Regions from separate parts of the Homo sapiens genome. Here regions 1 and 3 are each linked to region 2. A link is an interaction called in ENCODE POLR2A ChIA-PET data of the cell type or tissue named here. Cell type or tissue: OCI-LY7. All regions are shown on one strand. Links, peaks and the distances in the headings refer to the core of each region. The heading gives the core; the rest is flanking DNA. Region 1 overlaps UBE2E1 (ubiquitin conjugating enzyme E2 E1). Region 2 overlaps UBE2E2 (ubiquitin conjugating enzyme E2 E2). Region 3 overlaps NR1D2 (nuclear receptor subfamily 1 group D member 2).

Region 1 (6,873 bases), core at 1,330-6,329, 550 kb after region 2:
AATTACTAGCTCCTTGCTGCATTTTATAAAGCGTTGGAGATAGTTTTTCTTTGGTTGGCTGATTGGTTTTGGTGTTTTGTTTTTTAGAGGACTAGCCTACACCTGGTTTGAGTAAGAAAGTTTTGTTTGAGAAGCAGCGTTTTTACCACCTTCAATCTTTTGAGGAACTTTTGGCATGTGGAAAATTAAATACTACAAACTTTCAATAGAAGGTAGACAGGTAATATGGAGAACTGAGAATTAGAAATCTTGACCATGCTGTTGGGAATTTCCCTTTTCTTTCTGCTTGTCCACTAATCTGCATTGCTTATTAAAACAGGTTGATACTTTTAAGGCTCTGCAAAGAAGTTCTTTTCATTGGTTAGTATCTAATAAGTGATAGCTGGTACAGGACTTTAAAAATATATAATAGGGGTTTATTTTCTTTATTTTTATTATTTATTTTATTTTTTTTTGAGACAAGGTCTTGTTCTGTTGCCCAGGCTATAGTGCAGTGGCACAATTACAGCCTACTGCAGTCTCAGCCTCCCGGGCTCAAGTAATCCTCCTACCTCAGCCTCCTAAGTAGCTGGGACTATAAACGTGAGCCACCACACCTGGTTAATTTTTGAACTTCTTGGTAGAAAATGTTTCGCCATGTTGCCCAAGCTAGTCTTGAACTTCTGGGCTCAAGTGATCCTCCCTCCTAGGCCTTCCAAAGTGCTGGGATTACAGGCATGAACCACCATGCCTGGACTAGCGGTTTCTTTTAAACAGCATATAATTGGGACTTGCTTGTTTTTCCAATCTGACAATCTTTGCTTTTAAATTGGAATGGTTAGACCATTAACATTTAATGTTATTGTTGACATGATTGGATTTATTTATTTATTTTTATTTTTTGAGATGGAGTCTTACCCTGTCACCCAGGCCGGAGTGCAGTGGCCTGATCTCAGCTCACTGCAACCTCCGCCCTGCAGGGTTCAGGAGATTTCTCCTGCCTCAGCCTCCTAAGTAGCTGGGATTACAGGCATGCACCAGCACTCCTGGCTAAATTTTGTATTTTTAGTAGAAATGGAGTTTCACCATGTTGGCCAGGCTGTTCGCAAACTCCTGAGCTGAAGGGATCTGCCTGCCTCGGCCTCCCAGAGTGCCGGGATTACAGGTGTGAGCCACTACCGTGCCAGGCCTGATATAATTAGATTTAAATTAATTTTCAATTTATCCTATTTGTATTTCCTTTTTTCATGCTTGCTTTTGGGTTGAGTTTTTTTTTTTTTAATGATACTATATTAATTAATTTCTCTTCTGTATTACCAGCTATAACTTTTTTTGTTTGTTTTTTAGTGGTTGCTTTAGAATACATCTTTATAGAATACATCTTTAGCTTATCACAGACTACGTTCACGTGATAATTATACCCCTTCACCCACAGCGACCCCTCAACAATCCCTCTCCCAGCATTAGTGCTGTTATTGTCATATATTTTATTCTGCATGTTATAAACCCCAAAATATATTGTTACTATTTTTGCTTTAAACATTATCTTTTAAGAGATTTAAAAAATAATTTAGCCGGGTGCGGTGGCTCATGCCTGTAATCCCAGCACTTTGGGAGGCTGAGGCGGGTGGATCACGAGGTCAGGAGATCGAGACCATCCTGGCTAACACGGTGAAACCCTGTCTCTACTAAAAATACAAAAAAATTAGCCGGGCATGGTGACATGCGCATGTAGTCTCAGCTACTTGGGAGGCTGAGGTAGGAGAATCACTTGAACCCAAGAGGCAGAGGTTGCAGTGAGCCAAGATCACTCCACTGTACTCCAGCCTTGGCAACAGAGAGAGAGTCTGTCTCAAAAAAAGAAAATAATAATAATAATAATAATAATTTAAAATTTTATATTTTCCACACATTTATTACCATTTCTGGTGTTCTTTTTTTCTTTGTATAGTTTCAGATATTCACTCACTGACATCTCCTTCTGCCTGAGAGACTTCCTTTAACATTTCTTGCAGTCAGGTCTGCTGGTGACAAATTCTTTGTTTTATTATGTCTGAAAAAAATCTTTGTCTTTTTTTTTGGAAATGTTCCTGTTGGATATAGGATTTTAGGCTGACAGTTTTGTTTTTTACTTAAAGATGCTATGTAACTGTCTTCTGACTTGCATTGTTTCCAGTGAGAACTCTGTAATCCTTAGTTTGTTTCTCCATATAATGTGTCATCTTTTTGTCTGGCTACTTTTAAGAATTACTCTTTATCACTGGTTTTACACAGTTAGATTATGATATACCTTTTGATGTAGTTTTTTTATTTTTTGTATTTCTTGTGCTTGGTGTTTGTTCAGTTTCTTGGCTCTATGAGCTTATAGTTTCATCATATTTGGAAAGAAAGTTTGTTTTCTGTGTTTCATTTGAATAATTTTTATGGCTGACTTCAAGTTTCTTATTTTTCCTTTGCATAGTCTAACATGCTGTTAATTTCAGTATATGTTTAATCTCAGTTGTTGTATTTCTTCATATCTGGAAGTTTGATTTGGATCTTTTTATAATTTCTATGAGTCCACTTACCATGGTCAGGTATTTATCATTTTAAATTTATGATTACAGTTATAACAAGCGTTTACTGTCTTTTTGTCCACTAATTTCATTATCTGGGTCATTTCTGGATCAGTTTCTATTGATTGGTTTTTTACCTTATATTTTCAAGCCCCTGCACATGCGTGATAATTTTTTGTTGGATACCAAACATTGTGAATTTTGCCTTTTTGAGTGCTGCCTTTTTGTATTCTTAAAAATATTCTTGAGCTTTGTCGTAAGGTGCAGTTAAGTTGGAACTTAGTCTGATCCTTTTGAGGCCTGCTTTTAAGCTTTTAAGGCCTCCTTTTGAAGCCTGCTTTTGAGAGTGACCAGAACAGCTATTAAGGCTAATTTTTACCATTCACTGAGGCATCACCATTCTGAGTATTCTGCTGGATGGCCCATAAGTTACCAGGGTCTTTTTCTTTCTGACTAATGGCAATGCAAACTATTCTCAGCCCTGTGCGAGCTCTGGGGAGTGTTCTCTCTGTTCTCTGGTGATTCTTTCCCTGGCATTGCGTAGTGTCCTCTCATGCATGTGCTAATTCATGCTTAGGTAAATACTTGACGGGACCCTCTACAGATCTCCGGAGTTCTGTCTCTGTGCAGCTCTGGTACTTGTGAACTCTGACCACTTAGGTTATTCCTTCCTGCACCACAGGCGATTGTAGGTCTCAATATATTTAGTTTTCCTTTCTCAGAGATCACTGCCTTGCACTACCTGATGTCCAGTGTATGGAAACTGCTGTTTTATATATTTTGTCAGTTTTTTTGTTGTTTAAGTGGTAGGGCAGATTTAGTATCTGATATACCATCTTGGTTAGAAGCTGAAGTGACTTTACAGCCCATGATACTTTTTGTAAATAAAGATTAGTCGTTAGAAAACAATACTTTCATGCTGTTTCAGCTTTTATACATCTATAATGATATTATTTACTTTTAGAGATGCGGGTGAACTGTTTGAAAAGATTGAAAAGATATAAAGAGTTATTGGATTCTTTACATCATGAGCGAGGAAAAAAATTAAGCTCGTCTTAAATGGCTATGTTTCAATTTTATCTGCTATAAATGGGTAAGAGTTAGATTTTATTTAAAATTCATCTTGGCATTTAGAGACTGATACTGTTTCTGGCCATATCAGCTGAACTGTGTCATTAGAATTTTTAATTGTTTTAGGGTTTTTTTTTTAAGAATAGATGATTGATTTTTTTCTGTCTCTCTACTCTTCTTACTCAGAATTAGATGTGCTTTGAGCACGTATTAATTCTAATACGATTAAAGGTCAAGCCATACCACAAGAATATTTATATTATATGTGTTGATTAGAGTTGGACTTGTAATGGCCGCATTGTTAGAGATTGCATTTCTACTTTCCATGAATTCTGTTGGATTTGCAGATAAAATGTTTTCTGTCTAATAGGGAGAAAATATAAATATCATGCATTCATCTCTCATACTTTTTCATGTATCATGCCATTCACAGTTCTAGGATTCTGGAGCCACATTTGTAGCCACCATTAACCAAAACAAAAACAATCCCACATGACTATTACCTTTGAATTCAGTATTGTACTGTATTATTCTGACACAGAAATTTGAAATCCAATGGGTTGGTGAGTGAAAAAGTCACATGCAGCTGACAGTCACAGTTTTTATATGACTCTCCTAGATCTTTTTGTTTTGTGGACGTATGTTTGGGGGTAGATGGTTTAGAGTTCTATTAGGAGAGAGATGAAGGTATTCTAGGTGAGTGTTGAGTGGCTGACTGCTGTTAGAGGGCAAAATGGGATAATCTTTTACAAAAAACTTGAGGTACATGATTTAGTACTTTGATTATCCTAGTGATTGTTACACTGAATCAGAAAATGCATTTACCTTAAAACCTTTATTGTAACTAGGTGAAAGTAAATGTGGTGTAACTTTTGGTTTGACTATAATGGGCAGTGGAATCTCAGATGTTAGGATCAGGTAAGAAGAAAGATTGAACTATGTCATGACCCAGTAAGTGAAGGGGTGTGTGTGTGTGTGTGTGTGTGTGTGTGTGTGTGTGTGTGTGTGTGTGTGGTGTTGTTGTTGTTGGCGACAGGGTCTCAATTCGTCGCCTAGGCTGGGATGCAGTGGTGCAGTCACGACTCACTGCAGCCTCAACCTCATGGGCTCAGGCAGTCCTCCCACCTCGCCTCCTGAGTAGCTGGGATGACAGGCACATGCCACGATTCCCAGCTAATTTTTCTATTTTTTTGTGGAGACGGAGTCGTGCCATGTTGCCCGGCCTGTTGTTCGTTTTTCTTTGAAGAATATACCTTTTTATTTTATTATCATTTGCTATAAATATCACTAAACTTTGTCATCCTAAGTGAGATAATAAGGCAAGATATTTCAAGGCCTCCTTTTGTTATGTAAGCTGAATTCATAGCTTGAGGAAATAAGTCGGAGTCTCATACCTCTGTGTCAACACTGAACAGCATTTTTTGTGACGTAAAATCTCATTATCACAAATTACAAGTGCGCTATTCGGTTTTTAAAAATTTTAATTTTGGTTTTTGAAGTCACACATAAGTTTTTATACTTTTTGAGGGAATAAAGATTTCTAATTGTACAACAGTAAATGGAATAAACAATAATAACTTTGAGTCTTCTGGAATAGATGTTCAAAAGATCAAATTTTCCATATCTCTGTAATCTAACTATAACCTCTGAGGGCAAGGGCTTGTTTTATTTGAATAAAGAACCCTATAGTAGCATGATTATGGTAGTTATGGTATAACTTTATACCATAAAATATCCCATGTGCTATTATACTGTGGCATAGCATATATACTATATATGTTACAGTTACATATAAAAATATATATTATAGTAGTATATAGTATGATTATTTGGCTTAAAGCTTTTTTTTTTTTTAGCAGGAGCATAGTTCAAGGACAATTTTTTTCAGATTAAAATGGACTTTCTTTGGGAAGCCATCTGTCCCCCCAGACTAAGTTTTGTTGAGAGTAGTGACAGGGACAGAGGCAAGACCATTAGGTTACCATAATACCTGGACTTAGTTTGTATAATCGAGGTTAATGCCAGTCTTGTTGACTGCAGGACATACAGTTCCTAACATATTGCTTAGCATATAATATGTGTTAAATATTTGTTGACATTCGGAACTGTGCACAATGTTTTATGAGTCAGGACCATTGAGTTGCACAACTGTGGCACACCATTCACATAATGATAATATAGATTTTCTCAGTTCTGAGTTTGCTTGCTGCATAAATGTCTTAAGTCTTTGGCACCTACTGCTGTTAGAATATAGTGGCATTTGAACACACAATTAAGTATTTAGCTTATGTTACACATAATCAACTTTCAATAAATGAGATCTATAATAATTTGCCTACTCCACTCTCACCTTCCACAGTCATTTCTCCCCTGCTTCCTATTGGTTGTTTTGTTTTGAACCAGCACCCTTCCAACTCCCCCAGAGCATCCCACATCATTAGCTTCACAAGCATCTTCCATACCAGTGTCATCTTTAACAACTGTGTGGCAGTTTGGACAATGACAATCCAAATGACCCTCAGATGTATTCTAGCTATTCTTGACTGCCTTCTGGAGTCAGTATTTTCAGCCAAACAGTGAAAATTAACAACAAACTGTGTCCAAAACTTAAAACTTAATTCTTCTTTCACCCAAATGCTTTTCCTGTGTTTTTATATTTTTATCTCTTTAATGTATTTTTTTCTGGTTGCCCGAGTTACAGATATTGCCATCTTTATCCTGCAGTTGTACTGACTTAACGATATCTTCTTGATATTTCTTCCACCATGTGTAATTTTTTATGCTCTTAGGGCTCCTTTAATGAAGGCAACTCATATGTAAAATGGGAGTATGTAAAAATAATTTGTGGGAGAGCCATGTGGGTGGGGTTTGTGAGTAGTCTCTAAGGCGCAGGCTACAGCTAGCTAGCCTAGTGTTTGTGAGCCCTCCCCTTCCCCCAGTAAAGGTTGATTCCTTTTTCTCCTCTTTCCTGCTTGTTTATTTTATTCTATTTTATCCTCATTTTCTACTTCTGCCCCAAAAGCACCCATTCTAATGCCTTTCACTATATTGTTTGTGTTCTTGTAAAATGTATTTAGTGTTTGTATTTTTAACTTACATAAATGATGCCTAATTCTTTCTTACATTTTTCTAAGCACAATGTTTTAAGCTCTCTCCCTGTTGCTATGCAAGCATCTAATTCATTGCGTTGAACAGCCACATAGTATTCCAAGGGGTATACTCATTTTATCTTATAGAAGACCAGATCGTTTCCAGCTCTCCATCCCCA
Region 2 (6,873 bases), core at 439-5,438:
CCTAGATCACTGTACCTCTCAGAGCCCCACTCACTTGTCTCCTAGGTGCCTCATAAATAGTTAGCAACAATTCTCAGTACTTCATTAAAATTCACCTCCTCCTGGGAGCCCTCCAGCCTTTGAAATAACCTGCTACTGGCTAGAGTAGCCTAGTGGTGAAGAGCTTGAACTAGACAGCCTTGGCTCTGCCACTTAATGCCTGTGTGGCCATTACATATCTTTTACAAGGTTATGTAACCTGTTTGTGCCTCTTTTTGTTCGCAGTTAAAATCAGGATAATTGGCTGGGCACAGTGGCTCACTCCTGTAATCCCAGCACTTTGGGAGGCTGAGGTGGGTGGATCACCTGGGGTCAGGGGTTTGAGACCAGCCTGACCAACATGGTGAAACCCCGTCTCTACTAAAAATACAAAATTAGCCGTACGTGGTGACACATGCCTGTAATCCCAGCTACTTGAGAGGCTGAGGCAGGAGAATCGCTTGAACCTGGGAGGTGGAGATTGCAGTGAGCCAAGATTGCACCATTGCACTCCAGCCTGGGCAACAAGAGCGAAACTCCGTCTCAAAAAAATCAGGATAATTATGTATCCTTTTTGTGGTGGTGGTTGTGATTATTAAATATTTGGCACAGTGCCAGTCACATAATAAGCACTCAGCTGCTTCATCAATATCATCCTAACGTTAGTCGTTGTGTGGACAGCAACAGATTAAGTAAAAAGTTATACCCCTACCCCAATTCTGTTTCAGTCTTTCTGTGTTTGGCGAACTTCCCAGGTGATTCTTACATTTAATACATGTGAAAACCATTACCCTAAAGGTCCTTTCATAGTGAACTTCATTTAGGACTTGCCAAAGCCACTAACATGAAGGAGTTGAGATCAAATTCATTTTGTCTAACACTATATCTCAAATGCATAATATTGTGTCTGGCATATAGTAGGCATTCAGTAAATAGTTGTTTAATGTGTGTAGCCCAACTTCATAGTTTTATGAGATAATACGGTCTTACGTTAAAAAAATGAGAGCAAACATTGGTTCTAGTTATGTTATGGAGACCTTAATGGGGAATTCACTGAAGTATAAGAATTAATTCTCTATGATTATTCTCCCTATGGCTTATTAGAAAAAGATTGAATGAGCTATTATTAAAATCATAATATGTATCTTTCCTCTAGAGTAAGACTAATAACTGTCATAGCAGGCTCTTCTCCATTTATTTCGTCTTTAGAACCATCTTTTTTAATTTTATTTAAAAGTAAGGTAGGAGATATACTTTCATTTTTCTTATTCTCTGGCATAAACTTTGTTTTTTAAATTCAGCTTTAGCCAGGTGCATTGGTGTGCACCAGTATTCCCAGCTTTTTGGGAGGCTGAGTCGAGAGGATTCCTCAAGCCCAGGAGTTTAAGTCCAACCTGCACAGCATAGCGAGCTCTTTGTCTCTTTAAAATAAATATAATACATTCAACTTTAGAAGTCATACAGTACTGTTTCTTTTGAATTGAGAAATAGTTCTTAGGCAATGAGGATGCTCCTAACTATAAAAAAGAAACATGTTTTGTTTACCTTGAATAATTTACTAGGACACTGAATAAAAATGTTAAGAAACTAATTCCGCAAGAATAATTGTGTAGTTATCTGATTTCTGAGTGAAGCATTTTCAGCTAGATAATTCTAGAAGAAAATATTTAAATAACCTTGGCAGAACTTTAACGTTATTCATAACAAAGATAGATAAAAAGCAATTCTCACCTAGCCATAATAATAAATCAGTATGTGCAGTTAAACTAGGAAAAACACTAATATTTATTATATGCTTTTTCCTAATGTATCTTGTATATATGGTCAGTTAGTTTTATAAGAGGAGGTTATTTGACATTAGTTTTCTTGCTGGGAAAACCTGATTTCCAGTTGGTGTGATGTTTTACCTTCCTTGATTACAATCTTATTCTACCAGAAATGAAAAGATAATCAAGACGTGGCTCATCTGTTTCCATTTATCTTGATCATCTATGTAGTAAGTGCAGCGTTTAGATTATTTGTATCTTTTTATTTTTATCTTTAGATTTTTATCTTTATTAGTTTTTTTATTAGATTATTTTATTAGATATTTTATTAGATATTTTTGTATCTTTAGATTATTTTATTTATTATTTTAAATAAATATAATATTTATTTAAATATAATATTTATATAATATATTATAAAATAAATAATATATTTTAAAGATTTTGTATCTTTAGATTATTTTATTACTTTATTTTATTAGATATTTTTGTATCTTTAGATTATTTGTATCTTTTTATTTTATCATTATTTGCTCTAAAGATAGTCTGTTCAGATTTGTTATGACCAAAAATATAATGATGCAGGTAATTATTGTCTTCATCCTTAAAATTACTTTCTAAAGCCAATCATTCTGCCTAATACAGGGTCTTCATTTATTTTTAGCTACCTGAAACTGAGTCTAAAACCACTTCTCTCTACTTCCTCTTGTCTTTTTCATTTAAACATGTGTAAATTTTGCAGTTAAAAATGATAAACCTATTTACATTTAGTGTTCATCTCTTCTTCTGTTGTTATTGCTATTTTCCATCTCTAGTCCTTTTCAAAAACACAGTGGAATGGATAGTATAGATCAGCTGAGATTGCTTTTTAAAAGGTTGGCAGTGACATCTTCATGCTAAATTCTAGTGTCCATTCTTGCTCTCTGAAACTATCTCCCTTGATTTTTGGAGCATTGCACTTTTCTCCACTGCTCTCTGATCCTTGCTTTTTTTGTTTATTTTTTTATTTTTGTTTTTGGCTGTCTTTGCTGGTTTCTTTTCATGCCTCAAAGTATTTTCTAAAATTAAGGCCTTAATGCTATGTTTCTCTGTGTTTTAGGGTTGCAGATTCCTCTAAAGAGGGCTGCAAGTGACATAAGGGAATGAATGGTCCAGGTGGGTACACAATTAATAAGAGAACAGATCTCTGTCCAACGGGGACAACACCACTGTTTGAGTTCAACTTACTATCATGTGGGGAAAAAAATGTTTAATGTAATCAGATCTTCTAGTGAGCCAAGAGAAGTATGGGAAGTCCAGATTTTTATGTGAAATATCTCAGATTTCGAATATCGGTGGCTAGTGGAAGTTTGGGAATACCTACACGAGAGGGAGTTTGGAGCAGTATTCCGGTTGGAACAGGGTTTATGTAGCTTGTACGTTGCACAGCCTTTGGATTTGTTGTATACATTGTAATATGCACCACTTGCACTTCTATTAAGAGTCTAGGGATTGCCTTAAAGCTGGATTTTCATAGGAAGTGCACATTTGGTAATTTGTATATATATTGTTGGGTAGTGCCCTGAAGGGAAAGGTTGATGGAGGGATTGGAGCAGATGTCCCCCAAGCCACCCTTTCCTGCCACAATGGTTAGAAACTATTTTTTAAACATTGAAATCTAAATAAACATGACCATAGGCCTCTAATATGTGGCCTCTGCTCTGAATCTTGAAGAGCTTATAGCTCTCATAGCTTCAAACATTTCTAAATAGAAGATAGAGATCTAAATTCTAGTTCCCTTTCAGTAAGTTTTCAGCTGGTGACCTGGACAAAATCACAATTCTTTGACCCTTAGTAGGCTGATATTTGAATTGGAGACAGTTCTGTTTCCAGTTCAGCTCGGGGAGCTTTCCATTCTAAAACTCATGATCTTATTGTTTTAAATCTCTATTTTTTAACTGGCCTCACACTAGTTTGCATATTATATTTCCAGTCACAAAAAAATATTTCACTACTTTAGTGTTTCTTTTTTCTTTTTTTTAAATTTTATTATTATTGTATGTTAAGTTTTAGGGTACATGTGCACGACGTGCAGGTTTGGTACATATGTATACATGTGCCATGCTGGTATGCTGCACCCATTAACTCGTCATTTACCATTAGGTATATCTCCTAATGCTATCCCTCTCCCCACCCCACAACAGGCCCCAGTGTGTGATGTTCCCCTTCCTGTGCCCATGTGTTCTCATTGTTCAATTCCCACCTATAACTGAGAACATGCGGTGTTTGGTTTTTTGTCCTTGCGATAGTTTGCTGAGAATTACGGTTTCCAGCTTCATCCATGTCCCTGCAAAGGACATGAACTCATCCTTTTTTATGGCTGCATAGTATTCCATGGTGTATATGTGCCACATTTTCTTAATCCAGTCTGTCATTGTTGGACATTTAGGTTGGTTCCAAGTCTTTGCTATTGTGAATAGTGCCGCAATAAACATACGTATGCATGTGTCTTCATAGCAGCATGATTTATAATCCTTTGGGTATATACCCAGTAATGGGATGGCTGGGTCAAATGGTATTTCTAGTTCTAGATCCCTGAGGAGTCACCAAACCGACTTCCACAATCGTTGAACTAGTTTACAGTCCCACCAACAGTGTAAAAGTCTTCCTATTTCTCCACATCCTCTCCAGCACCTGTTGTTTCCTGACTTTTTAATGATTGCCATTCTAACTGGTGTGAGATGGTATCTCATTGTGGTTTTGATTTGCATTTCTCTGATGGCCGGTGATGACGAGCACTTTTTCATGTGTTTTTGGGCTGCATAAATGTCTTCTTTTGAGAGGTGTCTGTTCATATCCTTCACCCACTTTTTGATGGGGTTGTTTGTTTTTTTCTTGTAAATTTGTTTGAGATCATTGTAGATTCTGGATATTAGCCCTTTGTCAGATGAGTAGGTTGCAAAAATTTTCTCCCATTCTGTAGGTTGCCTGTTCACTCTGATGGTAGTTTCTTTTGCTGTGCAGAAGCTCTTTAGTTTAATTAGATCCCATTTGTCAATTTTGGCTTTTGTTGCCATTGCTTTTGGTGTTTTAGACATGAAGTCCTTGCCCATGCCTATGTCCTGAATGGTATTGCCTAGCTTTTCCTCTAGGGTTTTTATGGTTTTAGGTCTAACGTTTAAGTCTTTAATCCATCTTGAATTAATTTTTGTATAAGGTGTAAGGAAGGGATGCAGTTTCAGCTTTCTACCTATGGGTAGCCAGTTTTCCCAGCACCATTTATTAAATAGGGAATCCTTTCCCCATTGCTTGTTTTTGTCAGGTTTGTCAAAGATCAGACAATGAGGGCTCTGTTCTGTTCCATTGGTCTATATCTCTGTTTTGGTACCAGTACCATGCTGTTTTGGTTACTGTAGCCTTGTAGTATAGTTTGAAGTCAGGTAGCATGATGCCTCCAGCTTTGTTCTTTTGGCTTAGGATTGACTTGGTGATGGGGGCTCTTTTTTGGTTCCATATGAACTTTAAAGTAGTTTTTTCCAATTCTGTGAAAAAAGTCATTGGTAGCTTGATGGGGATGGCATTGAATCTATAAATTACCTTGGGCAGTATGGCCATTTTCACGATATTGATTCTTCCTACCCATGAGTATGGAATGTTCTTCCATTTCTTTGTATCCTCTTTTATTTCCTTGAGCAGTGGTTTGTAGTTCTCCTTGAAGAGGTCCTTCACATCCCTTGTAAGTTGGATTCCTAGATATTTTATTCTCTTTGAAGCAATTGTGAATGGGAGTTCACTTATGATTTGGCTCTCTGTTTGTCTCTTATTGCTGTATAAGAATGCTTGTGATTTTTGTACATTGAATTTGTATCCTGAGACTTTGCTGAAGTTGCTTATCAGCTTGAGGAGATTTTGGGCTGAGACAGCGGGATTTTCTAGATATACAATCATGTCGTCTGCAAACAGGGACAATTTGACTTCCTCTTTTCCTAATTGAATGCCCTTTATTTCCTTCTCCTGCCTAATTGCCCTGGCCAGAACTTCCAACACTATGTTGAATAGGAGTGGTGAGAGAGGGCATCCCTGTCTTGTGCCAGTTTTCAAAGGGAATGCTTCCAGTTTTTGCCCATTCAGTATGATATTGGCTGTAGGTTTGTCATAGATAGCTCTTATTATTTTGAGATACGTCCCATCAATACCTAATTTATTGAGAGCTTTTAGCATGAAGAGTTGTTGAATTTTGTCAAAGGCCTTTTCTGCATCTATTGAGATAATCATGTGGTTTTTGTCTTTGGTTCTGTTTATATGCTGGATTACGTTTATTGATTTGCATATATTGAACCAGCCTTGCATCCCAGGGATGAAGCCCACTTGATCATGGTGGATAAGCTTTTTGATGTGCTGCTGGATTCGGTTTGCCAGTATTTTATTGAGGATTTTTGCATCAATGTTCATCAAGGATATTGGTCTAAAATTCTCTTTTTTGGTTGTGTCTCTGCCAGGCTTTGGTATCAGGATGATGCTGGCCTCATAAAATGAGTTAGGGAGGATTCCCTCTTTTTCTATTGATTGGAATAGTTTCAGAAGGAATGGTACTAGCTCGTCTTTGTACCTCTGGTAGAATTTGGCTGTGAATTCATCTGGTCCTGGACTTTTTCTGGTTGGTAAGCTATTAATTATTGCTTCAATCTCAGAGCCTGTTATTGGTCTACTCAGAGATTCAACTTCTTCCTGGTTTAGTCTTGGGAGGATGTATATGTCAGGGAATTAATCCATTTCTTCCAGATTTTCTAGTTTATTTGCATAGAGGTGTTTATAGTATTCTCTGATGGTAGTTTGTATTTCTGTGGGATCAGTGTTGATATCCCCGTTATCATTTTTTATTGCATCTATTTGATTCTTCTCTCTTCTTTATTAGTCTTGCTGGCGGTCTATCAATTTTGTTGATGTTTTCAAAAAACCAGCTCCTGGTTTCATTAATCTTTTGAAGGTTTTTTTGTGTCTCTATTTCCTTCAGTTCTGCTCTGATTTTAGTTATTTCTTGCCTTCTGCTAGCTTTTGAATGTGTTTGCTCTTGCTTCTCTAGCTCTTTTAGTTGTGATGTTAGGGTGTC
Region 3 (6,873 bases), core at 1,055-6,054, 660 kb after region 2:
ACTACCTTGGTCACTTTGTCTTCCAGGGAGCACAGATGAAGTAGTTGGCTTGTGGCAGTGTTCTTCAAACTTGGATGTGCATCAGAATCACCAAGAGGGCTTATTAAAGTTTCTGATCCAGTAGATCTGGAGCGGAGCCTGATAATTTGCATTTCTAACAGATTCTGGGTGATACTGATGCCCCTAGTCCAGGGCCCACACTTTGAGATGGTTGGTTTGTAGTTAGGGACCATGTTGCAGGAAAAATATTAATTGCAGGATTAATTAAGGTGAGATGCACATAGCAAGAGAGCATATGGACAGTGGGTTTAACTGGGAAGAGCAGATTTGCACCTCTCACCTCATGATCGAGTCCAGGCATAGGCTTCATGAATAAAACAGTGGATGGAATTGTCTACGTTAGTGATATTTTTGTCTTAAAAATCAAGTGCATATAGTTGAATTTATGTATGTTAAATTTGTGTCTGGGCTGGGCACGGTGGCTCACACCTGTAATCTCAGCACTTTGGGAGGTGGAGGCGGGCGGATCATCTGAGGTCGGAAGTTCGTGACCAGCCTGGGCAACATGGTGAAACCCTGTCTCTACTAAAAAAAAAACAAAAACCAAAAACAAAAATTAACCAGGCGTGGTGGCGGGCGCCTGTATTCCCAGCTATTCAGGAGGCTGAAGGAGGAGAATCGCATGAACCCGGGAGGCGGAGGTTGCAGTGAGCTGAGGTTGTGCCACTGCACTCCAGCCTGGACAACAGAGTGAGACTCCATCTCAAAAAAAAAAAAAAAATCGTGTCTGATGAAAAACATTGTGTGTTTCTTGGCATAGTAGGCACCTGTTTTATCTTCCCTTCTGGGTTGCACTCAAACCCCTTGAGAGTTGTGGTTGTGCTTTCCTCCTCAGAGGGTTTGTTTCTTAGCCTCAATATATATAATTGGTGCTTAAAAACACATCTGATATCTACTACATGACAGACTAAAAGTGACTCTAAATTTCTCTGCCTGTTTTTTTTTTTCTTGCCTAAAGACGGCAATGTCTGTCTTTTTGGGATTGTTTTGGCCTCAGCATTTTGCTTTGTGGATTTTTGTTTAAAAATGATTGATAGGCCCGGTGCGGTGGCTCACACCTGTAATCCCAGCACTGGGAGGCCAAGGTGGGTGGATCACCTGAGGTCAGGAGTTCGAGACCAGTCTGACCAACATGGTGAAACCCCATCTCTACTAAAAAAAAAAATACAAAAATTGGCTGGGGGTGGTGGCATGTGACTGTAGTCCCAGCTATTCAGGAGGCTGAGACAGGAAAATTGCTTGGACCCAGGAGGTGGAGGTTGCTGTAAGTCGAGATTGTGACACTGCACTCCGGCCTGGGTGACAGAGTGAGACTCTGTCTCAAAAAAAAAAAAAAAAAAAAAAAAAAAAATGCCAGTTTTCAGAAGGGTTGTGGCGGTTATATAAAATTGGGAATCACATTTTGACAATAGCTCTGTGTAGAGGGAATTAGCTTCAGCCTTACTGTTATTCTGGTATAGCATGCATTCTTCTAGCATCTTTAACACCTATAAAGAGCGAGTCAGAAGAACAAGTAGTGAGTCTGGATTTCTTAAGAGCTGCTTAGAGATGAATGGCAGAATGGGGTAGAGAAGGGAGAGTATTGAACTGGGGATTGGTTAGTGGATAGCCACATATGTCTTCTGGGAACACCAAAACAGAAAGGTGTGGGAGCAAGGGCTGTGAAACGATCCCTGTTTTGAGATAATTTACCTTATCTACCATTCTAAATGTTACATCTGTTCTGGATTAACCTGTGCTTCTAGCCAAGTGTTGGGGGAGGCAAATGATAAATTCATTGTTTCTAGGATTGTGTCAGATAACTATAACAGGAGGCAAAGAAGAGACCAGAACCAGATTTCTTCATGGCCAGTTTGTTTGAGCAATGAAGTTACTTAGGAGCATTTTTTAGTCCTTTTAGGAAAATACTGGAAAATGAAAAGCTTTAGGTGTGAGGATCTCCATGTGCTCAGAATATCCAAGCCAGTGAAATCCTTCTCACTTAATTTTTTCTTTCTTTGAGATGGGGTCCTGCTCTGTCTCCAGGCTAGAGTGCAGTAGCATGATCATGGCTCACTACAGCCTTGAACTCCTGGGCTCAAGTGATCCTCTCGCTTTAGCCTTCTGAATAGCTGGCACTACTAGAGGTGCTGGGTGCAAACCACATGCAGCAAGTTTTTAAATTTTTTTGTAGAAACAGCATTACCTTATGTTGCCCAGGCTGGTCTCAAATTCCTAGGCTCAAGCGACAATCCTCCCACCTCAGCCCCCAAAGTACTATGATTACAGGCATGAGCCAGTGTGCCGGGCCTATCTCCCTTTTTAAATCAGTGGGAGTTACATGTGCTTTGAACTTTGCGGAAGCAGGACGAATAATGGGAAATAAGGAAATACTTTATTTTTTGCTTTTGGTGTAAGCAAACATTTCATATCAGTATCCTGTTTCTAAAGTTAATGGCTTTACTGTTGAGATTTGCAAAAATAAAAAATACGTATTATCTTGTATCTAATTATGTGATTTTCCTCCTATTTTCTAGGAGGTGTGATTGCCTATATCAGTTCTTCCAGCTCAGCCTCAAGCCCTGCCTCTTGTCACAGTGAGGGTTCTGAGAATAGTTTCCAGTCCTCCTCCTCTTCTGTTCCATCTTCTCCAAATAGCTCTAATTCTGATACCAATGGTAATCCCAAGAATGGTGATCTCGCCAATATTGAAGGCATCTTGAAGAATGATCGAATAGATTGTTCTATGAAAACAAGCAAATCGAGTGCACCTGGGATGACAAAAAGTCATAGTGGTGTGACAAGTAAGTTACTTTGGTTTTCTAAAGATTGCTGCCATTAATTGCAAATGGGGCTTATTTTATCAGCTTTTCATTTAGGTGGCCATTATGTTTCTGGGTACAGTTTTCACTCCTTGCTGGGTAATCATACATCAGTAGTTAGGGAAGAAATCAGTGATGATGATAGAAGTTATAACCTAGGGGCTGTCATTAATTCTTGCCTCAGAGCAAGACATGTGATTATGTACTCTGCCTGACCCTGGTCCCTCTAGGGTACCCTCTTTTACTACATTTCACAGTTACTTTTCTTCTGAACTACTAGAACTAAGTCTTGTTTCTAGAACAGAGTACTTGCTCATTGTGGGAAGGGGTTACGTTAGTGAAACTGGATTTGGGAATATTTGGGATGAGGAAATGTTGGATTGGGATAACCAAATGAGTAGGGGGATTTGGACCTATCTGGCCTCTGTAGGTGAAGTAAATTGACACAGCTGCCTGTGGAGAGATATCCCTTTCCACCTTTTATTGATTGACTTCTCTGTCTGAATTCTTAATTGTTATCCAGAGAATTGTTTTCTTAGTTCTGGTTGCATATCTGGTATAAAGTAACTCTAAATTTACAAAATTTCTTATTTCCTGCTGACAGGTCTGGAAAAAAAATAAATTTACAAAATTTCAGTGTAATTCTAAAATCAGGAAAGGAAAAATCCGGGTCAGCGAGGTATTTTTGTCAGTGCCATAAGTTGTATTTAAAAGAAAATTATGGCTGGGTGTGGTGGCTCACACCTGTAATCCCAATATTTTTGGAGGCTGAGTGGGGCGGAGTCCAGGAGTTCAAGACCAGCCTGGGCAACATGGCAAAACCCCATCTCTACTAAAAATACAAAAATTAGCTGGGTGTGGTGGTGCATGCCTGTAGTAGTCCCAGCTACTTGGGAGGCTGAGGCATGAGAATCACATGAACCTGGGAAGTGTGGAGGTTGCAATGAGCTGAGATCACGCCACTGCGTTCCAGCCTGGGCGACAGAGGGAGACTCTATCTTTAAAACAAAACAAAGCAAAACAAAAAAAAAACACCGTAAGAAAATTATGATTGTGATTACTTTTGATTTGAAAATATTTTTCTTTTACATTATGAAAGTAGATGTGTATCTTCTAAAAGCTCTTACACGTTGAATGAAATAAAATATCTAATTGGAAAGAAAACAGACTCGGTGTTTCCTCCTACTTTTTACTTCGTGTCCTTTTGTGTCCTAGAATTTAGTGGCATGGTTCTACTGTGTAAAGTCTGTGGGGATGTGGCGTCAGGATTCCACTATGGAGTTCATGCTTGCGAAGGCTGTAAGGTAAAGCATGCTTTTGTTTCTTTAAGCTACTGATTCTGGGATTTAAGAAGTTGGGTTTAGATTTACCCATTTGTGCAATTGATAGTCTGAGAGACAGTGAGAAGTCAGCTGCTCTTTTTAAGTTTTAAGCATTTTATGTAGTGTATAAGCATAACTTGTTTTGAATAATATTCTTAATTCAGTGAAAGTATTTCTTTTTTCTTTAAGATTTTGAACAAAGTAAATTTGCTATCTCAATTAAACATACTTATTGTGTTAAACCAAGTGCACCAAATGCTCATTCATTAATGTGTCAAGCACAGTTCTAGGTGGTAGTGAAATAACAAGGAACAAAACAGAGAAGGCACTACTTCTGCCTTGTGGGAACTTAGTTTAAACCAAACTTTGAATTAGGATCTCATCATATACTTTGACTTAATGACACGTCAGGTACTGGGAGCTGGGAATAATTGCTACATACTTGAAAAAAATGTGGTATCTTAAAAAATAATGCCAAGTGAGTAAAATAATCCTGAATATAAGTTGAGCCCTTGGGAAAGCTAGTTTATTTGTAAGTTTAGTTGACTATTTTCTAGTTATTGCTATTAGAGTATTGGTCAAATAATTCCAAGTGAGATGGTCTCTACCTCCCTACCTATATACAGGGAATCTTTCTCTCTTTTTAAAAAACTTGGCACAATCTTTTCTCCTGAGTATCAAAAATTAACGTGATGAAGACACATGTTCTTGCTGTTCTCTGACTTGAGGCCACAAGCAAGAATCTAGTTTGGCGAGATATGATGGGTAAACAAGATAATGAATATACATGATGGGAGAGGAAATATTTTCAAGTGTGGCTCTGAATGAATTGCGAGTTTGCCAGTTTTTTTTTTTTTAGATGGAGTTTTGCTCTTATTTCCCAGGCTGAAGTGCAGTGGTGTGATCTTGGTTCACTGCAACCTCTGCCTCCTGGGTTCAAGTGATTCTCCTGTCTCAGCCTCCCGAGTAGCTGGGATTACAGGCACACGCCACCACTCCAGGCTAATTTTTGTATTTTTAGTAGATTCGGGGTTTCATCACATTGGCCAGGCTGGTCTTGAACTCCTAACCTCAGGTGATCTGCCCGCCTCGGCTTCGCAAAGTGCTGGGATTACAGGCGTGAGCCACGCGCCCTGCCAAGTTTGCTAACTTTTAATGGCCGGGTAACTTTGTAAGACAAGTCAGTATTTTTTATAGATGTAGCATTTTTTTCATTGTTTAAAAAAGATTCTCCTTCTCTATATATCTTTTTTTTTTTTTTTTTTTTTTTTTACAAAAATGTGAAGTAATAGGCCAGGTGCGGTGGCTCACGCCTGTAATCCCAGCACTTTGGGAGGCCGAGGCGGGCGGATCACGAGGTCAGGAGATCGAGACCATCCTGGCTAACATAGTGAAACCCTGTCTCTACTAAAAATACAAAAAAAAAAAAATTAGCCGGACGTAGTGGTGGGCGCCTGTAGTCCCAGCTACTCGGGAGGCTGAGGCAGGAGAATGGCGTGAACCCGGGAGGCGGAGCTTGCAGTGAGCTGAGATTGCACCACTGCACTCCAAGCCTGGGCGACAGAGCCAGATTCCGTCTCAAAAAAAAAAAAAGTGAAGTAATATTGGGGAAGGCATTATTCTTACTTTATAGCTAGAAAATAAAAGCACAAACTGAATGAGCTGATTGCATATTCTTGATAAATACACATCTGTGCAGTACTCTTAAAATGTCTAGTTCAGCTCTTGTAGTATCTAAGTCAAGTGTATAGTATCACAATAATAAAATATAAAAATGTTGTGTCCCATGACTACTTAGTATAGATTCGGGAAATGTGTTTAGTTGTCATATAAAAGGAAAATGCAGTTTAAAATAATTTCAGTAATTGCATTCTTGAGTTTTCTGTCCTCCCTGGTACCATGAAACTGGAGATCTTTGGAGACCTATCACAGAACATGTACTGGAATTGTTTGTGTGTGGAGTAAAGGCAGCTGTTTGTAGCCATCTAGTTGGGAACTGTCTTTCCTTGGATAGTTAGCTACTCTGTTGGTGTGTGGTGTAACACTTACCTGTTGCTGGCACGTAGTCAGTGATTTCTGTCATGTATAAGTAGGCCTTGCCATTGTCAGCAGGTAATGATCCTGGAAAGACCAACTTCTGTTAATGTAATCCACAATCTAGTGAGGGGATTATAGCTATCAAACATATTTCTCAGTCCACTTTTTAAGAAGTAGTCATTTAGGCTGGGTGCAGTGGCTCAGGCCTGTAATTCTAGCTCTTTGGGAGGCTGAAGCTGTAGGATTGCTTGAGGTGGAGTGTGAGACCCACCTGGGCAACATAGGGAGACCCTACCTCTACAAAAAATAAAAAAGCTGGATGTGGTAGCACATGTCTGTAGTCCCAGCTCTTGGGAGGCTGAGGCAGAAGGATTGCTTGAGCCCGGGAGTTCGAAGTTGCGGTGAGCTATTATTACGTCATTGTACTCCAGCCTGGGTGACAGAGCAAGACCCTGTCTCTTTAAAAAAAAAAAAAAAAAAAAAAAGCCTGGACATGGTGGCTCGTGCCTGTAATCCTAGCACTTTGGGAGGCCAAGGTGGGCGGATCAGTTGAGGTCAGGAGTTCAAAACCAGCCTGGCCAACATGGTGAAACCCTGTCTCTACTAAAAATACAAAAAATTAGCCAGGTATGGTGGCACGTGCCTGTAATCCC

Evidence for each region. ChIA-PET counts read pairs that join two places held together with the same protein. Peaks named below come from ENCODE experiments on the same cell type or tissue, not always from the same donor. Only the 100,000 strongest peaks of a DNase experiment are listed, where the experiment ranks them.
Region 1: POLR2A ChIA-PET joins it to region 2 with 6 read pairs; 2 of 35 experiments call an interaction of 5 or more read pairs at or near these places.
Region 3: POLR2A ChIA-PET joins it to region 2 with 7 read pairs; 3 of 35 experiments call an interaction of 5 or more read pairs at or near these places.

What each region holds. Positions count from the first base shown.
Region 1 is chr3:23,837,631-23,844,503 of GRCh38, forward strand. The region is part of intron 3 of UBE2E1 (ubiquitin conjugating enzyme E2 E1); the gene reads left to right. Among named protein-coding and RNA genes, the nearest start is that of UBE2E1-AS1, 34 kb to the left of the region's middle. In OCI-LY7, for the core only: no CTCF peak of the experiment used is centred there; no DNase peak of the experiment used is centred there.
Region 2 is chr3:23,292,511-23,299,383 of GRCh38, forward strand. The region is part of intron 3 of UBE2E2 (ubiquitin conjugating enzyme E2 E2); the gene reads left to right. Among named protein-coding and RNA genes, the nearest start is that of UBE2E2, 93 kb to the left of the region's middle. In OCI-LY7, for the core only: no CTCF peak of the experiment used is centred there; a DNase peak (open chromatin) is centred at 2,461; H3K4me3 peaks cover 542 bases; H3K27ac peaks cover 1,296 bases.
Region 3 is chr3:23,951,961-23,958,833 of GRCh38, forward strand. It overlaps NR1D2 (nuclear receptor subfamily 1 group D member 2), which reads left to right. Exons shown (of 8, transcript NM_005126.5): 2 at 2,577-2,843; 3 at 4,077-4,165. Among named protein-coding and RNA genes, the nearest start is that of NR1D2, 10 kb to the left of the region's middle. In OCI-LY7, for the core only: no CTCF peak of the experiment used is centred there; no DNase peak of the experiment used is centred there; H3K4me3 peaks cover 295 bases; H3K27ac peaks cover 462 bases.